3 separate regions of the Homo sapiens genome follow, and all the other regions are linked to region 2. The links are chromatin contacts, found by Hi-C or POLR2A ChIA-PET in ENCODE. All regions are on one chromosome and are shown on one strand. Each heading gives the region's core, a stretch centred on a gene start or an enhancer-like site at or near the end of the contact. The rest is flanking DNA. Distances are from core to core; before and after follow the strand shown. Region 1 holds the start of DPF2 (double PHD fingers 2). Region 2 holds the start of MAP4K2 (mitogen-activated protein kinase kinase kinase kinase 2). Region 3 holds the start of ZNRD2 (zinc ribbon domain containing 2).

What was found. A loop is a pair of places that touch in the nucleus more often than their neighbours do. ChIA-PET counts read pairs that join two places held with the same protein, here RNA polymerase II (POLR2A). Pooled maps may share reads with other maps.
Region 1: a pooled map shows a loop between it and region 2 (4-fold over the local background). The contact joins the promoter of DPF2 here to the promoter of MAP4K2 in region 2. A Hi-C loop is called at or near these places in 4 of 50 pooled maps. POLR2A ChIA-PET finds 5 or more read pairs at or near these places in 2 of 52 experiments (H1 and WTC11).
Region 3: a pooled map shows a loop between it and region 2 (11-fold over the local background). The contact joins the promoter of ZNRD2 here to the promoter of MAP4K2 in region 2. A Hi-C loop is called at or near these places in 2 of 37 single-sample maps with no recorded cell type and 6 of 50 pooled maps. POLR2A ChIA-PET finds 5 or more read pairs at or near these places in 4 of 52 experiments (CD4-positive, alpha-beta T cell, CD8-positive, alpha-beta memory T cell, MCF 10A and 1 more).

The regions. Positions count from the first base shown.
Region 1 is chr11:65,332,269-65,335,499 of GRCh38, reverse strand. It overlaps DPF2 (double PHD fingers 2), which reads right to left and starts at 1,648. Exons shown (of 11, transcript NM_006268.5): 1 at 1,582-1,648. The coding sequence starts at 1,613. RefSeq lists a silencer at 1,207-1,296 and an enhancer at 1,347-1,396.
Region 2 is chr11:64,801,964-64,804,463 of GRCh38, reverse strand. MAP4K2 (mitogen-activated protein kinase kinase kinase kinase 2) reads left to right here and starts at 1,250. Exons shown (of 32, transcript NM_004579.5): 1 at 1,250-1,410; 2 at 1,522-1,579; 3 at 1,811-1,901; 4 at 1,981-2,045; 5 at 2,343-2,398. The coding sequence starts at 1,315. It overlaps MEN1 (menin 1), which reads left to right. Exons shown (of 10, transcript NM_001370259.2): 10 at 1-948. The coding sequence ends at 130. RefSeq lists silencers at 1,111-1,290, 1,441-1,620.
Region 3 is chr11:65,568,890-65,572,236 of GRCh38, reverse strand. ZNRD2 (zinc ribbon domain containing 2) reads right to left here and starts at 1,760. Exons shown (of 4, transcript NM_006396.3): 1 at 1,727-1,760; 2 at 1,482-1,633; 3 at 1,267-1,351; 4 at 349-846. The coding sequence starts at 1,745. The coding sequence ends at 503. It overlaps ZNRD2-DT (ZNRD2 divergent transcript), which reads left to right and starts at 1,824. Exons shown (of 1, transcript NR_038923.1): 1 at 1,824-3,017. RefSeq lists enhancers at 1,443-1,672, 1,683-2,402.

The DNA.
Region 1 (3,231 bases), core at 399-2,898, 530 kb before region 2:
CTCACTTATGACACAACTTGAAAGCACTGGCAACCCTATTTCTCTGAGGAAAATCTTCCAACACGAAGAACCTCACTACGTTTAACTCCCAAAACCTAGGCAAGTCTGATACTCCCCCAGTACAATGAGAATCTTCCTTTTTATTTTTGGAGAAACCTGTGTAAAACATCCCCTTACAATGGGATGAGGGAAGTCAACAAAGACGCAGGGAAACAAAGAAAGAACATCTGAGTCAGGAAGGATAACTGGATAAATGGTAGATCAACAGTGTCATTTCTAAATTGAGAAAAATGTCAGCCTGAAGAAAGAGCTGGGGAAACTGGAGTGGGCAGATCAGAGAGAAAGACAATAGCGTTGGGAGGAGGGGTGGCTGAAAGAGACAGCAGGATAGAGCAGAAAGCAACTTAAAAAAAAAAAAAACAAACCACAAGAGGAGGAAAGGCACTTAGCTTAATGGAAGTGGGAAAGCATTCTCAAAGAAAAGGCTTCAGGCAGGAGGGAGAAGCAACTTACTCTTTAAAAAGGCTCTTAGGAAGAGTGGGGCTCAGGCCACGACAAAGACAGATGAGAAGCTGTGAGTCCCTTAGAAGAGTTACCGAACCTTTACCTCGTCATCCAGTCAAAATGCAAAAACCCTGACTGGACAGCTAGACACCACTCAATTTTCCCACCCTTGCACCAAGCCCAACATACCCATTAAAAGAAGCTCTATTCGCCCACCATGCATTAACCCAATCTAAAACTCATTCTGATTCTTCTGTAGGAATAAATCAAGTCCCAAAGCATCTTTAACTCACAGGAAGCAGTTCATAGGCCAGCGTCCATGGCCCCAACAGCTATTAACTTTAACTTTGCTTGAAATCTGACCAGCACAATGGTATCGTATAATAGGAAGAATGCCCACCTAGATGCCCCTTTAGGCTAAGCTGTCCTGAACGGCTTCGGTCCAGTTGCAGGTTTTTGATGGCTGCTACTGGACGGGGCCAAGGCCCACTCCCCTGAAGTTCCTTCCCTTCTGGATCCGCTCCTCGATAAATTCTTCCCAAGAATATTTGTAGTCTTAGGTACCTGCCACCCAAGATCCTCCCAAACATCACGGGGCTGCCTGGAACTGAAACAGCCAGCCCCGCAGTGCACTCCGCAGGGGCCGCCGAGCCTGTTGCTGCAGCGAACGGGACGGGACGGGGCGGGGTGGGCGGCGGGCCAGCCGTAGGGCCGCCCGGGCCTCGGCCCCGCTCCTCCGGACTGAGGCGTCTCGGGAGAGGACCGGGACGGTGAGTCTCGCGTGCAGGCAGGGCGCCATGCTCTGGAAACCGTCAGCCCCGAGGAACGCTGAGGCCACACAGCCCCGCAGGGATGCCGCCCGTCGGGGCTCCAGTGTGCCCCCACCAGGGCCTCCACAAGTTTCCAAAGAAGCGCAACGTCTTCTCCGGAGTCTCCTGTTGCCCTCCCCACCAGGAGTCGCAACATGGCTTTCCCGGGGATGTCCCTCTCTCCGCCTAGTCCCTTCCCCCACCGCCCCCTACTCCCAGGCCCTTTACAAAACCTGCCGCCCTAGGAGAGAAAGAAACGACCACTCACAGCTTCACTACATTCTCCACCACAGCCGCCATCTTCCCTGTTCCTCTGCCTCGGGCCGAGAAGCCCCACAGTCCGCAGCGCGCAGGCGCCGGGACCGCACCGGGGTACCAGGTTCCTTGCCCTCTGCGCAGGCGCCGTCCGGGCGCGCGCACTAGAGCGAGCACTGAAGAAAGAGCTTTACGCCTGTTCGCGGGGGCCGGGTAGGAAATGCGTGGACCCCACGGGAGCCCGACGCGCAGGCGCAACCGGAGATTGGCATGCATCCCGGAGCTCCGGTTCGAGGCTTGCCTCTAATATTTAGAGGAGCAGGAGCCGGGGCCGGGCGCGGTGGCTCACGCCTGTAATCCCAGCACTTTGGGAGGCCGAGGCGGGCGGATCACGAGGTCAGGACATGGAGACCATCCTGGCTAACACGGTGAAACCCCGTCTCTACTAAAAATACAAAAAATTAGCCGGGTGTGGTGGCGAGCGCCTGTAGTCCCAGCTACTCGGGAGGCTGAGGCAGGAGAATGGCGTGAACCCGGGAGGCGGAGTTTGCAGTGAGCCGAGATCGCGCCACTGCACTCCAGCCTGGGCGACAGAGCGAGACTCCTTCTCAATAAATAAATAAATAAATAAAGGAAAAAAAGAAAAAGAAAAAAGATTAGCTGGGCATGGTGGTGCATGCCTGTAATCCCAGCTACTAGGGAGGCTGAGGTGGGAGGATCACTTGAGCCCAGGAGTTTGAGGCTCCAGTGAGCCACTGGAGCCACATCACTGCACTCCAGCCTGGGCAACAGAGCGAGGCTCCATCTCAAGAAAAAAAAAAAAAAAAAGGAAAAAAAATATATATACATATATATATACACATATATATATACACATATATACATATATATATATACACATATATATACATATGTATATATATACATATGTATATATATATATATATATATAAATATAATCACTAAAGCTGAAAATACACATACCCTATGACCCAGCAAAGTCCACTCCTGGATATACACACAAGAAAGCTGTACAAGAAGCTGAGTGCAATGCCTCATGCCTGTAATCCCAGCTACTTGAGAGGGTGAGGTGGGAGAATCACTTGAGCCCAGGGGTTCAAGACCAGCCTGGGCAACATAGCAAGATCCTGTCTCTTAAAAAAAAAAAACAAAAAAAAACAGGCCAGGAGCATTGGTTCACGCTTGTAATACCAGCACTTTGGGAGGCCACGGTGGGCGGATCACGAGGTCAGGAGATCGAGACCGTCCTGGCTAACATGGTGAAACCCCATCTCTACTAAAAATACAAAAACAAAATTAGCCGGGCATGGTGGCGGACGCCTGTAATCCCAGCTACTGGAGAGGCTGAGGTGGGAGAATGGCGTGAACCTGGGAGGCGGAGTTTGCAGTGAGCCAAGATCGCGCCACTGCACTCCAGCCTGGGTGACAGAGCGAGACTCCGTCTCAAAAAAAAAAAAATAAAGCTGTACAAGAATGTTCGTAACAACATTATTTGTTTATATTTATTTATTTATTTATTTTGAGACGGAGTTTTGCTCTTGTCGCTCCTTAACAAATTCTTCCTTCCAGCCCAGGCTAGAGTGCAGTGGCACTATCTCAGCTCACTGCAACCTCCACCTCCTGGGTTCAAGTGATTCTCCTG
Region 2 (2,500 bases), core at 1-2,500:
CAAGATCAACTCGAGCGCCATCAAGCTGCAACTCACGGCACAGTCGCAAGTGCAGATGAAGAAGCAGAAAGTGTCCACCCCTAGTGACTACACTCTGTCTTTCCTCAAGCGGCAGCGCAAAGGCCTCTGAACTACTGGGGACTTCGGACCGCTTGTGGGGACCCAGGCTCCGCCCTTAGTCCCCCAACTCTGAGCCCATGTTCTGCCCCCAGCCCAAAGGGGACAGGCCTCACCTCTACCCAAACCCTAGGTTCCCGGTCCCGAGTACAGTCTGTATCAAACCCACGATTTTCTCCAGCTCAGAACCCAGGGCTCTGCCCCAGTCGTTAGAATATAGGTCTCTTCTCCCAGAATCCCAGCCGGCCAATGGAAACCTCACGCTGGGTCCTAATTACCAGTCTTTAAAGGCCCAGCCCCTAGAAACCCAAGCTCCTCCTCGGAACCGCTCACCTAGAGCCAGACCAACGTTACTCAGGGCTCCTCCCAGCTTGTAGGAGCTGAGGTTTCACCCTTAACCCAAGGAGCACAGGTCCCACCTCCAGCCCGGGAGCCTAGGACCACTCAGCCCCTAGGAGTATATTTCCGCACTTCAGAATTCCATATCTTGCGAATCCAAGCTCCCTGCCCCAAATAACTTCAGTCCTGCTCCAGAATTTGGAAATCCTAGTTTCCTCTCCTTCGTATCCCGAGTCTGGGACACAAAACTCCGCCCCCAGCCTATGAGCATCCTGAGCCCCGCCCTCTTCCTGACGAAACTGGCCCCGGATCAGAGCAGGACCTCCCTTCCGACCCTCTGGGAACCTCCCAGAGGTCCAGCCCATCTCGGAGCATCCCGGAGGAAATCTGCAGAGGGTTAGGAGTGGGTGACAAGAGCCTGATCTCTTCCTGTTTTGTACATAGATTTATTTTTCAGTTCCAAGAAAGATGAATACATTTTGTTAAAAAAAATATAAAGCGCAAGTCCATGTTTATCTGGGAAATTGGGGATGGGGCGGGGAGTGGAGCGCCCCCTCTTCCCTCTGTCTTCTGGCTCCCGGGACTTTGCGCTCCCTACCTGTGGAGCGCGAGCGACAGTGGCGGCGGAAGGACGTAGGCTCCGCCCCGGCCTTGGGGCTTCCCCGCGCCGCCGAGGGCCCGTCCCGCGGGCGCCTCCTCCCGGACTGGCGGTGGGGCATCCCCGGCGCGGCCCCGCCCCCGGGCCTCAGCCCCGCCCCCGCGGCCTCAGAGCCACGGGCGCCCGCCCCGCCCCGCGCCGCCCCGCGCCGGCTCCGCAGCTCGCGCCCGCCCGCCTGCCGGCCCGCCCGGCGCCGGGCCATGGCGCTGCTGCGGGATGTGTCGCTGCAGGACCCGCGGGACCGCTTCGAGCTGCTGCAGCGCGTGGGGGCCGGGACCTATGGCGACGTCTACAAGGTGCGACGGGACGGGCGGGAGAGCCGGGAGGAGGGTGCCAGCCCCGCACCCCGCGGCAGGATCTAGCCCCCGGCCCCGCCCCCCATCCCGCTTCACCCTCCGCCCCTGCAGGCCCGCGACACGGTCACGTCCGAACTGGCCGCCGTGAAGATAGTCAAGCTAGACCCAGGTGAGGGCCCGGGTCGGGCCTCTGCGCCAGAGGAAGGGCAGAGCGCCCGCGGGCGCGGGGTGCGGGCGGAGGGTTGACGTTTCCGAGACCCCTGAGAGGCGTGCCCCGGGAGGTGCTGTCACCTGCACCTGCCTGGCCCGGAGGGAGGCACTCTGTGCCCATTTTGCAGATGGGGGCACTGAGTCAGGGCAACCCCAGCGCGCCTTCCCCATGATGCTTTGTGCTTCCCAGGGGACGACATCAGCTCCCTCCAGCAGGAAATCACCATCCTGCGTGAGTGCCGCCACCCCAATGTGGTGGCCTACATTGGCAGCTACCTCAGGTGAGGCTGCCTTATCCTCCTGGCCCCAGGCAGCCCCCATGTGACCTGCTTTGTGCCCACCCCAGCTCTTTGTCCCTAGGAATGACCGCTTGTGGATCTGCATGGAGTTCTGCGGAGGGGGCTCCCTGCAGGAGATTTACCATGGTGAGGCCAGGGCTCCAGGCCCCAGCAGGCCCCAGCCTTCCCCCACCCCTACCCCACTGGGGTACCAGAGGGGACTCTGGGCCCTGGACTTGGGCTCCTCTCCACTCCTGCCTGGCTGTGTGACCTTGAGAGAAATACTGTCCATCTCTGGGTTCAGTATCCTAGACTAAACTGGGAGGGGACGTGGCCAACACCGCTTTCATTTAACAGTGCCTGCTGCTTTTCCCACACACGGTAGCCTGGGAGGGTGGGCATGACCCCCGGGCCCCCAAGCCAGCCTCTCCCTTTTCCTTTCAGCCACTGGGCCCCTGGAGGAGCGGCAGATTGCCTACGTCTGCCGAGAGGCACTGAAGGTAGCTGGGCCTGTGAGGTGCCCACACCTCTGGTCTCCAGAAGCTGTGGGCCAGGAGCCCAGATGACCAGCAGGGAGGCGGGTGGAGTGCCTCGGGTGGGGC
Region 3 (3,347 bases), core at 511-3,010, 770 kb before region 2:
TAACGTGCCACCTGACGCTGGGGTCACCACAAACTCCTGTCGGTGTCTGAGTACCTGGGGTGGGCATGAGATGGGATAGGCTGATAGGGTCAGGATGCTCAGGGGAAGGAGGGGAATCTATCAAGGGGATCGGAACACAAAACCTCACTTCCAGGTGGGGAATGGACACCAGATGGCGGAAGAGGCTGCAGAGGTGCTGCCAGAGACAAGGCTAGGGTCCACCCCTCTGGCTGCTACCTTTGAAAAGGCTATGGCTTCTTCCTTAGAAAAGGGGCATCACATAGTCCTCTACCTACTCCCTCATCCTGACTGGGGAAACTGAGAAGAAACAAGCTCAACTCATCTCAGGGCGTCAAGGAGAGCAGAGTGGAGAGGTGAAGAGGCCAAAAGCTGGAAAAAGGTGAGTGGAGCTGGGGCTGGCATGCACACTTGGAACCAGGAAAAAAACAAACCACACAGAGGAACAGCTGTTTTTCTAGAGGGTTTTTCTCAGGGGCTTCTCTTAGTGCTGTAGCTGCTGCAGGCTGCGCAGGGCCTCCGCACATGCGCGGATAAGGCCACACAGCTGGATGCTAGTCTCCAGGGAGGTGCTAGAGCCCAGTTCAGCAGAGGCCCAGGTCAGCTTCTGCAAGAGGGCTGTCTGTGTGCAGGCCATGACATCTGTATTTGGAGGCACAGCAGGAGCAGGTGGCCCCTGGGCTGCCTTGAGTCCTGCTGCAGCTCCCTCACAGTGCTCCGGACGAGGTACTGGGGGCTGGGGCGCAGGTCGAGAGCCCAGGGGGAGCTCTGAGGCTGAGGCCAGCTGGTGCTCCCGAGCTTGGGAGAGGGCAGCCTGGGCATTCAGAGCTAAAAAGAGGAGAAAGTGGGTGGAATGGTCAGGATGCCTGGCCCACCTCAGCCCTGAGCCATCTCCTTTTCTGCTCTGCTCTTTCTGTGCTTGAGGTGTTTTCCCTGTCCCTCTATAAGGCAACTCATCCACTTTCTACTTTGTATCACATTTATGCCCTAGCTTCAATTCTCCATCAGTACTGGGCCTGGTTGAGCTCAGACTCTCGCGCAGTGGCTGGCACACAGGAGGTGCTTGGTGCTCTTATTGAGTTAAGGGTCCTCTTTAGAGCCTAAAGGAGAAATAATTTTACTTCTACCCCACCCAGAGACTCCACTGTCACCTCTCAGCCCTACTGTTCTCGGGCCTCTATCACCACTTAACCACGCTTCCCCCCTAAGCATATCCGGCCCCTCTCCCGGATTATTTTTTACTCTTACCGGGATTATCTTTATCCACGTCTGAGTCGAGTTCCTGACAAGCCACGCAGTAGATTTTCCGCTGTTTGTCTTGGAGGAGGATCGTCTACGGACCAAAAAGCACACGGGGCCGGAATGAGACGCCGGCAATGGGGTCCAGAGGGGAGGGCCGGGGAAGGGCTGAGTGGCCTGGCCCGCGGACCCATCCCCGGTCACTCGCCCGAGTCTCGCCTCACCCCGCAGTCCGCACACGTCTCGCCCAGCATGCGGTAACCGCGCAGCAGATAGTCGCCCATGAGCCGGGAGATGCGATCTTGCCGCTCCCGTCGCGCCTGCAGCACCTTCGTCTCCGCCTCAGTCGGGGGCTCCCAGGAGAAGTCGTCGACTTCTGGGGAAGAGAGGCATAGGGACTGGGGGTCTTGCCGGAGTGGGCTGCCTCCCGTACCTCACAGCCACAAACCCCTGCCGCCCAGGTCCTCACCAGCTCCGTTCAGGGCCATGTTGCCGTTGTCACCGCCGGGCTCACAGGAAGTGACGTCAAAGCGGAGCGCCCTCCGCTGCGGCTCCGCCCGTTCCATAGCTGCCGCGGATCAGGGCGGACGTGACGCCTTAGCGTGGTCCTCAGACCTCGCTGTGCCCGGGGTGGGGCGTGTCGGCTGCTACCGAGAACCTGCTCGGGGGACGCGTCCGTCAACCGGAATCCAGGGGACAGAAGCTTCCGACGCGCGAGGCCTCGGGAGGAGCGTCTCCTTGGTAACTCTCCTCCGGTCGCAAGACCTGGAAGTGGCCTCAGGGGGTCGCCCTTCCTGTCCGTCGTGGATGAAGGGGACCACTTGGCTTCAGAAATCCCCGCTGGCCTCCGCCTCCCCTGGGGTTTCCCTTTCGGCGCAGGCGGGGCAGCGGCGTCATCACAACCATCGCCACCCCAGTAATCACAGCGAGCGGCCCTTTGCGCACGCGTGGAGCCTTCTCAGGCCTCAGTACTTCTCACTTCGCCCGGCAAGGCTGGCCAGGAGGGGTGCATTCTCCCTTTCCGCGTATTTCAAGACCACTCCCCTTCTGCATGCTCGGTGTCCCAGTCTGTCTCCTCGCTGCCTCCCGAGGCCTGGAACTGAAGCAAAGTTCGCCCCGAAGCCGACCGTTCTTTGAAGTTGAAATCCTCAAAAAGCCTGCAGACTGAATAGCGCTGTACTGGGCACGCGCATTGCGCTTCCAGCCGCCCTTGGGTGCTGCGTGCTGGGCCGGGTCGGGTTGGGGCCTTCCTACATACTCTTGCGACCATTAGGCTCTTCTTGGGTGAGTTGCAAGTTAAAATTACCAGGGCTCTCTGAACATGGACCTTGGTGCTTTTTTTCTCTCTCCCTCTTCCGTGTTCTTTTTCAAACGCATCTTCTCCCTTATTAGATTCAGAGAAGCCAGACAGGGCAGGCAGGGGTCCTCAGATGTGCAGTCTGCAGGGCCTGAGGTTGTACACCAGGGCAGTGGAAAAGCAGCTAGGACTTGGACTTTCACAGTTACATCGACATTCTCCTCTTCCGGATGGCACATGCCCCCTCAATCTGACCTGAAGTCCCTTCCTCCTGGCCCCCTCTTCCTTCCACGTAGAACCCCTGGAACTGTCATTCTTGCTGCCTCCTGCTTACGTGGAGAGCCCTGTGTCCCTTTCACATCTCCATCTACCAGTCAGGCTCTTGGGCAGCAGCGTACCTGACTTAGGGCCTGTACCACAAGTCGTTTCTATCAGGCTGAATAGAGCCACCGTTTTTTGTGTGTTTGTTTGGTTTGGTTTGTATTTTTTGTAGAGATGGGGTTTCGTCATGTTGCCCAGGCTGGTCTCCAACTCCTGGACTCAAGTGATCCTCACACCTCAGCCTCCCAAAGTGCTGGGATTACAGCGAAGAGCCACAGCACCTAGCCTGAGGCTGACTAGAGGAACTGTCTCTGAACCATCTCTTGGACTCCAGCCTGTATGCACAGACCCCCAGGTTATTACCGTCTCCAGCTCCCAGCCCTACCCTGAATTCCTCAGTGCGCCGACTATGTCACCATCATGGCCAATATCCACTCAACTGTCTATTCTGCCTCGCACCTACAAAGAGCCT